2 separate regions of the Homo sapiens genome follow, and region 2 is linked to region 1. A link is a contact called in ENCODE Hi-C or POLR2A ChIA-PET data. All regions are on one chromosome and are shown on one strand. The core of a region is the stretch at or near the end of the contact, and the rest is flanking DNA. Distances in the headings are between cores, read along the strand shown.

The links. A loop is a pair of places that touch in the nucleus more often than their neighbours do. ChIA-PET counts read pairs that join two places held with the same protein, here RNA polymerase II (POLR2A). Pooled maps may share reads with other maps.
Region 2: a loop to region 1 is called in a pooled map, with 2.0 times the contacts of the local background. The contact joins the promoter of OR2H2 here to the promoter of LINC02829 in region 1. A Hi-C loop is called at or near these places in 3 of 50 pooled maps. POLR2A ChIA-PET finds 5 or more read pairs at or near these places in 2 of 52 experiments (GM12878 and H1).

The regions. Positions count from the first base shown.
Region 1 is chr6:29,496,099-29,502,641 of GRCh38, reverse strand. It overlaps LINC02829 (long intergenic non-protein coding RNA 2829), which reads right to left and starts at 5,167. Exons shown (of 5, transcript NR_183360.1): 1 at 5,103-5,167; 2 at 4,426-4,493.
Region 2 is chr6:29,583,779-29,590,263 of GRCh38, reverse strand. It overlaps OR2H2 (olfactory receptor family 2 subfamily H member 2), which reads right to left and starts at 5,143. Exons shown (of 2, transcript NM_007160.4): 1 at 4,914-5,143; 2 at 1-2,594. The coding sequence starts at 2,319. The coding sequence ends at 1,381.

The DNA of each region.
Region 1 (6,543 bases), core at 3,918-6,417:
GTTTCTGTCTTTAGCTCTGAGCTGTGGCAGTGGGATCCCAGGTGATGACTGGTCACAGCCCAGGAGGTTCCCATGCCCTTTGCTCCCTCTCCCTCCTGGGCACAAAGAAGCACTTAGGAGACAGCAGGTGGGGCAGGAACTGGCTCCCACTCTCTGCAGGATGAGTGGACACAGGTACCTCTGTTCGGGGCATGGCTCCTTGTGGGAGACAGACCCCAGAGCTGTGACGGGGTCCCAGGCAGCCTCTGAATCAGCCTCAGAATATTTCTACCACAAGAGTTCACATTCTTGCAACATTTACCAAGCAACCTCCTACCTGTTCTAACAGCGGAGTCAGCCCAGAAAGCACTTTTCAACCCAAGGTTAGGTGTGGCCTGGGGATTGAAGGAACAGCTGAGGCTCCCACAAGTAGGGAGGTGCTGGCCCTGGGCCCCAGGCCCTTCCCCCTGGTGCTTGTGTTGCCCAGCTCCTTCTTTCCATTTCCCCCTCCTCCCTTTGGTCATGCAATGGAGTTGTATTTCTTTAAAAATCATGGATCGTATGAGAGATATTGGAAGGCAGACTAAGGGCACATATCTGTTTTCAAATGGTTAATTTCTCAAGAAGGGAGAATAGGAGATGAATTGTCTATAATTTTTAGAAAGAAAAAAAAATCCCTGGGAAGTAAAATCTAGAATAATTTATTCAACAGACTATTTTTTTTCTTTTGCCTCCAAATAAAGTGTATGCAAATATGTTATTATTCCCTTAAAATGAGTTAAGCAGCCAAAGTTTTATATCTCAGGTGAATGCTCCCCATGAGCACAAAACTGGGAAATCTCTTACTTTCTTGCGGAAAATGACTAGGTGGTCCCAGAGGCCTCCCCCGACGCCTCCAGAGCAGCCTGGAACTCCTTAAGCCAAAGGCTCTGTCTCCAAAGTGACAAAGTGTCCTCCTGGCACCCACTCAGCCTCTGCCCTTTGCTTGGCTGTTCTTACCCCAAGCACCTGGGCCTTTTTCTTCAGATTTTTTTCTCACGTTGTCCTGGTTGAGAGGCTCCAGATTCTCTGTGAGGTGCTCAAAGATGCAACTTTGTGGAAACACCACACAGTATCCACTGGGCAGGGCTCTGGACCCGGATAGGGATTGCTGCTGCTGCTGCCAGACAGGCGCGGAGCCAGGTCCGACTCTGGACCGAGACTTAACATTGCAAACTTCCCAAGCTTCAGATTTCCTTGGGTAGTCAACTAGAATCCCCCAGTCATCCCAAGGCGACCAGGGTTCTAGGAAGGAACCTGGGAACAGGGGTGCCTCAAAACCCTGGCGTAGTGAGAATTCTCATGGGTTCTTGGCATTGCACAACACCTGTTGACAGCACAGCCTGCCCTGAGGAGGGTCACAGCAGAGAGAGCAGACCAGCCTGCCTGCAGGTGCCCAGCTTCACCTTCATACTGGTCATGAATTTCCTGCAGTCCCTAACAGGCTTGGGACATGCTCCCTCCAGCCCAATTTCAGGATTGGATGCTTTTCAAATTCTGCTCTCCATCCCTTCTTATGCCAGGTCCATTCCTTTCAGGACATCCAGTTAGCACTGCCCTGCTTCTATAACCCAAATATTACGTGATTCTTTGTAGGAAAACCAATTGTTGGTGTCAGAGCTCTCTGAGCACTGACAATAGGCTAGGCTTCATGCTAAAGCAGTGCTGTTCCTTACACGCAGCAAGGCCCGTAATCAGAGTCCGAGGTACTAGTTCTAAATGAATAAGACATTCTTAGCCCAGAGACGCCTAGCCACAGCATGGCCTCTGTATGAATGTGTAGTAAATGTAAGCAATTACGAGTAATGCCAGGTTTAACTGTCACAGCCGATGTGACAAAGCCCGCTGGCTCTGGGTCTTTTCTCTTTTTACCTCCTCAGCTCCCTTCTTCCCCCTCTTGTAGTGTAAGGCAGCTGCATATGGCAGAAAGAGAATGTGGTCCAGCCCGTCCCCTGGTCTCTGCAGCTGAGCCCAGGCCCCACCTGCCCCAAGGGCTCTGTTCACTGCATCAGCCCCTTCTAGGACAGCACAGTGGGGAAACAGTCTGAAGTTGCCCAGAGAGAGGAGGCTCCTGCTCCTGTGGCCCTTTATCCTGCGTCTGAGCTTGCAGGATGTTCTGGGATCTCTGGGCTGGAGTGGGCAACACCTGCAGCTCAGAAACCATGTCCCAAATTAGGCACGTGAAGGAGTCTGGTGGAAAAAGTATTGGGCCACAGAAACAAGGCTGCTGGGTACCTTTCCCAATCTCACAGACAGCGTCCTTCAGAAGAGACCCCAACACTGACGTTGGCAGATATCTCTGAGGGGGCCTGTGTGACTTTCATCTCCTCCAGGACCTCTGGGCTTCATTGGCCCATGTCAACCTGTTCTGCCCTGATTGGCAGGGAACACCCCACATCTCTGGCTCAGGCAGTTATGATGACAAAATTTATAGGGCCCTTCCTGCAGCAGTTCTTTAATTTTTAGAACAAGGCCAGTGGCATTGTGATTGAGTTCAACTGCTGGGGAATCAATTGCATTGAATTTGTGTTGGGTGGTATTGTGTGCACTGAAGACACAGTGCACACATTAAGATCTCAGAACCTCAGAGCTGCAAGGGAGCCCCATTTAGCAGATGAGAAGTTTCTCCTCCTAGGGCTTCAGGAGCTGTAAACATCCACCCCTAGATGCCACCGTGGGGTCGGAGCCCCACAATCTGCCCATCTGTATGCTCCCCTAGAGGTTTGAGCAGTGGGGCACTGAAGAAGCAAGCCACACCCCCATCACGTGCCCCGCGAGGGGAACAAGGGAACTTTTCTCATTTCAAAAGTATAAAACTCACTGTAAAAATAAGAATATAGTACAATTCAGACTTCTCTCATACTCTGATGGCATAAGTCACTTTTAATTCTAGTATAAAATTAAAAGATAAAATAAAACAATTATAGCCATAATAATTTGTTGGTGGATACAGAGTATGAAAAGATGTAAATTGTGACATGAATAACATAAAAATGTGTAGAGAGAAGAAGTTAAAGTGTAGGGTTTTTGTATGCAGTTGAAGTTAAGTTATTAGCAGCTTCACATAGACTAAAAACTGTAAGATATTTTATGTAAGTCTTATGGCAACAACAAACAAAAACCTGTAGTAGGTACACACAAGACAAAAAGAGTAAAATCAAAGCATATTACCACACAAAAAAATCATTAAATTACAAAGGAATACAGCAAGAGGAAGAAAGAACAAAATATCTACAAAATAGTCAGAAACCCCTGAACAAATGGCAGTAATAGGTCCTCATCTGTCAATAATCACTTTAAATATAAATGAATTCAATTCTCCATCAAAAGACATAGAGTGGCTGAATGAATAGAAAAAGAAAACCAAGATCCAACTATGTGTTGCATCTGAGGGATTCAATATATCTTTAAGGACACACATAGGCTAAAAGTGAAGGGATGGAAGAAGATGTTCCATGCAGATGGTAGCTAGTAGAGAAGAGGGGTGGCTATACACACATCAGATAAAATAGACTTTCAGTTAAAAACTGCCACAAGATTCAAAGAAGATAATTTTGTAATGATCGAAGGAGTCAATTTATCAAGAAAATATAACAATTTTAAGTGTATGTGCACCCAAGTTCAGAGCACCTAAATATGTAACGAAAATATGAACACAATGAAGGGAGAAACAGACAGCAACACAACATTAGCAGGAAACTTTTATACCCCACTTTCAACAACGGATAGATTGTCCAGACACAAAATCAAAAAGGAAACTTTGGATTTGAACAACACGATAGACCAAGAGGTCCTAAGAGACATTTATGGGACATTACATTCAACAGCAGCAGAATGACCATTCTTCTCAAGCATACACAGAACATTCTCTAAGATAGATCATATATTAAGCCACAAAACAAATCTTAACAAATTTAAGAAGATTAAAATCATATCAAGTCTGTTTTCTGACCACCATGGTAATAAATTAAAAGTTAGTAACAGGAAGAAAATTGGAAAATTTACAAATTTTTGAAAATTAAATAATATCATGTTGAACAATCAGTATGTCAAAGAAGAAACCAAAAGGCAAATTTAAAAACTATCTTGAGACAAACACAAATGGAAATACAACATCCCTAAACTTATGGGATGCAGCAAAATAGTTCTAAGAGAGAAGTTTACAGTGATAAACACCCACATTAAAAATATTATAATATAATTTTGCATGATGTTACCACTGGAAAACTGGGTATGGGATCTGTTTGCATTATTTCTTGCATCTACATGTGAATCTACAATTATCTAAAAATTAAAAGTTGAATTTAAAAAGCCACAAGAATGATAATGTACAGAAGAGCAAGAGGAACAGAGAGATGTAAAACATTTCATTTAATCAAATATTAAAAAAAAAAAGAAGTTGCTGACCCAGTAATTTCACTCCTTTTCGTTGGATATATGCTCCAAAGGAATGCCTGCATTCATTCTAAGACATGCTACAAAACATTAAAATACAATGGTCAAAATATGAAAAGACAAGGGATTTCATACAATATAATCCACCCAAAACAAAATCCAAATTATTTTTTAGAAGTTATTAAAATAGAAACCACATGTTTTTGAATATGTGATTAAAGCATACTTAATACAAAGAGAAAGCTTTGCTAACTGGAAATTAACTATTTGTTTTTGTCTTAAACAACTTTTGGTACTGGAGGATTTTAAAATGAAAATTATTTAGAAAATAGAAATGTTGAGATAATTGCCAGTGGTTATATGTTAATATCAGGAGGGACTTGCAGACACTGGAACAGGACCTCAGTGGGGACATGCAGAGCCATGGGGGCTGGCAGTGCTGGCTGCTGCATGTCACAGGAATAAACACAGAAAGCACATTATTGTTAAAGAAGAGAGCATGAGCAGACACTGAAAATGCTTTAATAAAGATACCAGAGAACAAGATAGTGTTAGTCCATTATGTCCATTACCACACTGCTATAAAGAACTACCTGAAACTGGCTAATTTATGAAGAAAAGAGGTTTAACTGACTTATAGTTCCACAGGTTTAACAGGAAGAATAACTGGGAGGCCTCAGGAAACTTACATTTATGGCAGAACACCAAGGGGAAGCAAGCACCTTCTTCACATGGTGGCAGGAGAAAGAGAGAGAGTGAAGGGGGAAGGTCACACAATTTTCAACCATCAGATCTCATGAGAACTCACTCACTGTCATGAGAACAGCAAGGAGGAAATCTGCCTCCATGATCCAGTTACCTCCCACCAGGCTTCTCCAATTCGATATGAGATTTGGGCGGGGACACAAATCCAAACCATATCATGTGTCTATAAGAAACACAGAGATTTACACTATTGGTATGTAAATGGTGCTACTGAGACCAGATTGGGTACAATGACAAACACTTCCTGTGGATGGTGACGTCTTTTCCAGACTAGGAAGACTGGAAAAGAGAAATCTCCATGTGGACGGCCAGGTGTCAGAAAATGCTTCAATCAATGGATTTAGTTAAACAGCATAAAACAGCTTGCCATGTAGTTATTTTGAAATAAATTACTCAGTCAGGCAGCAAATTCAGGGAAAGTCAGCCAAATAAATATACAAATGTAGACAGAGAAGTCTTCCCAAGAAAAGAAGAGAAAGCAAAGAGAAATGGCATCACCAATGAAAGCACACACAGAGATGTAACTTCAGAAATGGTGTCCAGGGAAAATGTCCTTTCCCATCTTCACATCATCCTCTGGACATTGACCAGCAAGCAGATATTTTCTGACGCAGAAGAAGAAAGGAAGCTCTTCTGATCTGTACAGTGGGCAGATCACATCTCCGTGGGGTGTTCTACAAATGTTTTATTGATCTTTGGTGATGTATTTTTTTTGTCATCCAGTAATTTTTTTCATGCCCCTTGTCAAGATAATTCTCCATCCTTATCTGGTGTGCTTCCCTCCTGGCAGGGTCTAATCTTTGTTGCCTGCTCTGGAGGTAGCAGGAGCCTCAACGGTTCAGAGAAGTCCTATCTCCTTCCTGTAGGCAGCAGAAATTCATTTCTCATGAACATCAAAGTCTTCTTAGTGAGATGGGTGCCTGGTGGGTGAAGTTAAACATGTCCAGGATGGGCCATGGCTACGCCACAGGACCTGAAGGGTTTTATCACAATAGGTGAGGACTGCCCTCAGAGTGTGGCATCAGAGTCAAACTCTGGTATTGTAGCTGCAAACCAGCACTGATCCTTGGGGGCAATCCCTAGGCATCCTGGAAACTCTGGCTACTGATTGAGTTCATGAATGAGATGAATACCTAGAATTTAAGCATACACCTGAATGTGAACCTTGCTTATGCTGAATTTCCTTTTTCAAATTTAAATGTTGAGCTGACACTGATAAAATTAGGCTTCTCCAAACAGCAAGCCAAACTTTGCTTATTTGCTGACAAGCCAGCAGGCCCTTCTATTTCAGAAGAAGTGATGTAGAACCAAGTTCTTAGCAAGCAATGAACTCAGGTGTCTGCCAGGGAATGGCATGCTCATTCA
Region 2 (6,485 bases), core at 3,894-6,393, 88 kb before region 1:
TTCAAATCCTGTCTTGCACATTTGCAAGTGGTAACATAAATTCTGTGTTTTAGTTTTTACCTCTGAAAAAGGATAATAATATTATCTGCTTCATAGTGTTGTTATAAGGGTTAAATAAGTCAATATGTGTAAATTGCAGGGGGTTCCTGACTTTGACCATTTTTTGACTTTATAATAATGCAAAAGAGATACATTCAGTAGAAACCGTACTTTGAGTACCAATATAACCATTCTGTTTTTTCACTTTTAGTACAGTATTCAGTAAATTACATGAGATATTCAAAACTTTATTATAAAATAGACTTTGTATTGAGGATTTTGCTGAACTGTAGGCTAATGTAAGTGTTCTGAGTATGTTTAAGGTAGGCTAGGCTAAGCTATGATGTTTGGTAGGTTAGGTGTATGAAATGCATATTCAACTTACAATATTTTCAGTATATGATAGGTTTTTTGGGAGGTAACATCATTATAAGTCAAGGAGCATCTGTACTTTAAGTGTTACTTGGGTTAACATAACAATTACATAAATGCTTATAGTATCATAACCATATCTATGTCTTTGAGCAAAGTACAGTTCGGATGACCCTGGAGCAGAAGTCTGGGATGTCACATGCAATACCATATTTGGCCGGTAGATGACACCAAGGTCCACAATGTGCCAGCCTAAACATGAAGATATTTTTGTGTCTTTTTGGCTGCTCCTTTACCTGCGATTTGTGGGCATTGTAAGAGAAGAAATAGGACTGAAGAAGCTAAGTTTCCTTTGTAAGGCTCAAGCCTGAAATACTGGGATATTTGATTATGGTGTGAAAGCAACAGTGTGTATTTGAGAGTTGCCTGACTGAAAATTATGGGGCCTGGATTTTAGTTCTGATGCTGTGGACACTGTGTGTTCTTGGGTGAGTTTCCGAACTTAGCTGGGCTTCAGCTTCCCCTTCTCTTTTGCTGTTATTTGAGGAATAAAATAGAATGAGAATACAAAACAGACATATAGTGAAGTGGGAAAAACATGAGGGAGAAGCAAAGAAGATATGGTAGGAATTAGAATTGGAGGTGAAGGAATAGTGGGGATATGGCAAGGGAGGGGAATTAAAAATGGAAGTGATAAAGGTAGGAACATGACTATGGAGGCGAAGACTTAAAGTAGAAAAAAATATAAAATATACTTGATGCCTATAATTTTTCGCATAAAGATACCTCCCTTTACTACATTTCAGTCGCTGTCTCTTGCACACATACATGCACACACACAGACATGTGGCTTTCATCCATTCCCACAATGTAATGGGTGTGAAGAAGGCAGAGGGGCAGGGAACTCAAACTTTCTGATAAAAGCACATAGAATCTCCTCTCTTTTAAAGCACATTAAGCAGCTCTCCCTCAGCTTTGTGTGAGCCCCATTTCCTTCCCCAGCAATCTCCTGAATGCCCTGGTTACCTCCTTGTTCCTCAGGGTGTATATGAGAGGGTTAAGTGAAGGAGTGCCCACTGCATAGAAGAGACCAAAGAACTTGCCCCTCTCTTGGGCATAGGGATTTTTGGGCTGGAGGTAGACAGCAATGACTGAGCTGTAGAAGAGGGTGACCACAGTGAGATGGGAGGAGCAGGTCCCAAAAGCTTTCCTCCGCCCTTTTGCAGAGTTAATCCTCAGCACTGCCCAGGTAATGGCTCCGTAAGAGACAAGGATGAGGCTGAGAGGCACAACCAAGATGAAGACACTGGCAACAGCCACCTGGATCTCATTGTAGGAGGTGTCTTCACAGGAGAGTCGAATTAGAGCTGGGACCTCACAGACAAAATCATCCACCTGCCGATCGGGGCAGAAGGGCAGGTGCAGGGTGGATGGTGTCTGGACCACTGACTCCACTAGCCCAATGACCCAGGCCACAGATGCCAGCTGCCAGCACAGGCGGGGGTGGATGATGGTGGCATAGTGGAGGGGCTGGCAGACAGCCACGTAGCGATCAAAAGCCATCACTGTCAAGAGGATGCACTCAGTTGTCCCCAGGGACAGGAAGATGAAGATCTGGACAGAGCAGTCCAGGAAGCTGATGGTCTTCTTTGGGCCCCAGAGGTTGACCAGCATTTGGGGAACACAACTCGTGGTGAAACAGAGGTCCAAGAAGGAGAGGTTGGAGAGGAAAAAGTACATTGGAGAGTGGAGCTTGGGGTCCAGCGCAGACAGCAGGATGATGAGTGTGTTGCCCACTAGGGTTAGGAGGTAGGAAGTGAGGACAACCACGAAGAGAGTCCTTTCCAGCCCTGGGTGTTCAGAGAAGCCCAGAAGGAGGAAGCCCGGTGTGGAGCTTTGGTTAACCATGGCCTGTTCTTGTTTGTACCTGGAGGGATGAGGCTGTCACTCCAGTGTGATTCAACCTGTCTTATCAAAACTCAGCCTGGGTGTTTGTGAGGTCACAGCAGGTAGGTGTTTCTCTTCTGTCTCTGCTCGCCCAGCCTCCCTTTCCAAGGCTCATCACCATCCAGCAGCTCCTTCTCATTCCCTGTTCTTCCTGGTCAAACATTGTCTAGTGAGAGTGAGGAATCCATGAATGTACTGGACAGCAGATGGATACTCACACTGGTGCCTCTGACTTCCTGGGTGAGGGCAAAGGAGGCTGATTAAAATATGCACTAATTCATTAATTCATTCATTCAGGGGAAATTTATTGAGTGCCACTATGTTCTGAATGCTGTTCTAGAGTTGTCTCTTATCTATTGGATGATCTCGTAAGGTATATTGAATGAATTTTCTGATAAGTTGTCTCTGTAGGCTCAATTATTGCTCTATTGGTTGAATGAATTTTATAGAACTCTGTACATTCCATTTATTTTGTATTTTTTCATTTGCAAGTAAGCTTATCAGAGACAGTGTTTTATCTATGAGAGAGATTTTGTTTTGTTTTAAGATATCCCTACTTATAGAGAGATCAGGTTGGTTGCCCTGGCCTTTTTAGCAACCTAAGTTTCTGAACCAACTGACTTTCAGGGAGGGGTGGAAATTGGTCCACATGCTTCGTCCTTGCCATGAGTAGCTTACAAGTAGGAGGCAAGAGTGGCCACAAGCATGTTAAAATCACCAGGGTTCACAGGAACATTATCGAAAGACTCCAAGAATCACTCTCCCTAAATCTTGTAGTCTTTCAGACACCACCAAAAAGAGAGTCCAAAATTTAAAGGCCAGTAACACCAATGTACTGGGTGAATGAGAGTAAAGGTTCTGTAGGATGACTGACCAATTTGGTTGGGTATATCAGGGAAAGCTTCCTAGAGGAGGTGACTGGACTTTTTCCTTAAAATAGAGATGTATTGGGGCATAGAAGGTCAGTTGAGGGCTGGGGGTGGGAGACTGAAGCCACTCTGGCAGGTCAGAGACAAGGACTCAGGGTCTTACAGGACCTTAGGAAGGCCATGAGGGGAGGAGATGAGATGGTGGGCCACACCACAAACGTGCCATGGAGCTCAGAGGATGGCAGGAATGTCTTCCTCTTACAGGGTCCCCATCTTGTATTAAGCTCTATCACATCTCCCTTTTTGCCAGGACTCTCTGCCATTGTCTCTGTCTTCTTCCTGTTTTTCCCATTATTCTTTTCTCACTTAAAATATATTTTTAATTTTCAAAATATTGTTACATATTTAAACAACTAGGTTAAGGAACTGAGCAAATGTTTCAAGTATCTTAGAAGCTTCTGTGTGCCCCTCCCTGATCTCTCAATTTTCTCAATTTGTCACCCCTCAAGATGTCACCACCATTCTAATTTTTTTTTTTTTTTTTTTTTTTTAGAGTCACGTTTTATAGCCCAGGCTGGAGTGCAATGGCACGATCTCTGCTCACTGCAACTTCCACCTCCTGGGCTCAAGCTATTCTCCTGCCTCAGCCTCCCAAGTAGCGGGGATTACAGGCACTCAAGACCATGCCTAGCTAATTTTTGTATTTTTAGTAGAGACGGGGTTTCGCCATGTTGGCCAGGCTGGTCTCAGACTCCTGACCTCAGGTGATCTGCCTGCCTCGGCCTCCCAAAGTGCTGGGATTACAGGCATGAGTCACTGTGCCTGGCCTCTAAATTTTTAATTATGCCTTCGCTTTCATTTTTTGAGATGTATTTAACGTACCATAAAATTCGCCCTTTTGAAGTGTGTAATTTAGTGGTTTAAAGTATATTCACAAGTTGTGCAACCAACACCATTTACTTCCAGAATATTTCATTACTCCCAAAAGAAACCTCATGCTCATTGGCTGCCGCCCCCTCCTTTGTTTTCTTTGTAATATAAAATTCTTTGCATGTAACCTTAAACAATAGCCAATTGTTTCTTATTTATCCATCATGTGTCATCCTAATTAATTTTCTACATTTCTAACTTTGTCATTATCTTGGCATTTCATTCCTTTCCTTTCTCTGCTATATCGCTGAATCTCTTTAGATTACACCTTTCTTAGTGACTGTTTCCCTTTCCCTCTTTGTTCTCTGTCTTTTCCACTCTCATTATTTTTCTCCTACTCCTTTTCCTTCTGAAATATTCATGCATTGGTCTACGCATTTATTCATTTCTTGAGCCCCAAAGTGCCAGCATTGTGTTAGGAGCTGGGGAAGGAGTTGGGAGGTCCTTTGAAAGGGGTTTATGATAGTCTAGTGACCATGAGCTACCCTTGCTGTTAGTAGCTACCATCAAAGCATGGTGATAAACAACTCCCTGAACATCTGGTTCTCACAGTGACCCTACAAAGAGATAAAATTATCCCAATTTTACCAAAAAGTGAACAGTCACAGACGGGACAAGAGACTTGTAGAAGGTTACCTAGTCAATAAGTGCTAGGACTAGGATTTTAGAGTAAGTTTAACTCCAAATCTGGTCCTCCAGTGTTGAGGATAGGCGGAAACTGATATCTCACAGCCAAAGAGCAAAGGTTCTGCTTACCTTCAATCAAATAAAAATCTCTTCTGGTACCAGCAATTCCCCATGACAGAGCTCTTAACTGGTGCCCAGCCTCCACTTGTACATCAGGAAGAAACAAAAAAATAAAAAGGAATGGGCATCCTTGAATGGGCAACTGCATCTCTGGTCACAATAGGGATTGCTAATGCTGACCATCTGGCACTTTTCTAAGCACACATGTGTGTGATGAGCTGGAGCTGGCTCAGATTATCTCTTGATTAGTAAATTTTTAGGAATTTTGTGAGACAGTTATTAAACCATCAGTGGCTTGAGACAGCCATGGCAGGAATATTTACACTATGAAAATTGGCAAACACTACAAATTAGGGCTCTCCCCATCTGCCACCAACCAAGTTGTTTATTAAACATTTACTCTACACTGCTGATTATCCTTCACAACTCTACATATTATTCTCTTCCTTCCAATATGAAGAAGTTGAAACAAAGAAATATAAATAACTTTCCCAAGGCAGTATAGTTAGTAAGCACCAGAGCTGATGTTTGAACCCAAATCTGCTAACTGTAGAGGGTTTGCACCAACCAAAGCCCACCAAATCTCTGCAGGGAGGATGAAGCCAAGGTCAGAACTTTGCCATTGAGTTCTTTGCCATCGAGTTCTTTGCCATCGAGTTCTTTGCCATTGAGTTCTTTGCCAACAATTTTCCCCCTCAGTCTAGGCAGAGGTGTGCCTCTGTTTTAGTGGCATTGGAGGTAGAAATGTTGACATGGTATGGTGGTAGAGGGATCCCACGGAGGGAAAGAGCTCATTAATTCTGCTGAGACTCTAGGGTCCATAGCCCACAGACAATTCATTAGCCACAAATTATGGTAAAAGGGGCAGGGGAATATCTATAGGAAATATGCCAACAATAGTCATCACTGTGGTAGGTAAAAGAGGTCACTCATTGCTTCTTTCTGTCAACAGGAAGAAAAAGGACAGTGTCTCTACTCCCACCTCCAGTGAGTCCCGGGCATCCTGATAGTCCTCTCAGGCTTATGATTCATCTATTCAGGACCTCAGTTTTTAAAGTTCTCAGCTTCCTCCTTTTCTATTTAGTTATTCTGAGATGGAGCACACTGTAGTAACAGAGAATTATAAAGCTCTGGGTTTGGAGAGTACTTAGAACATTTAGCCAATCTTCATATAACTGAATCGTTATGCTTCTCTTCCATTAGAAAGGGAGCCTATGAGATCAGCTAATAAATGGCATGTACTAGGTCCATGGATCTACCCAGTAGTCATTTCTGCAGTCTCTAAATCTGTAACTGGAATGCACATGCTTGGCCATTGGCAGAATCCCCACATAGTTCTTTAGTCTGTGGAGTACGAGCTACAGATTGAAGTGGAAGCCCTGAATCTACACCTCTTACCGCAAAGACAGTGAATCAAGAACAATATCACAATTCAAGGGAAATGGCTGATTGAGGCCACCTTTAAAGGGTGCGGGGGTTTGTTTCTATCATATTTCACATTTAATTCACCAGTCTGGTCACTACAAATATCAGATGCAACTTGAAAGATGACCAGACTAGCACAAACTCAACCAAGAAATA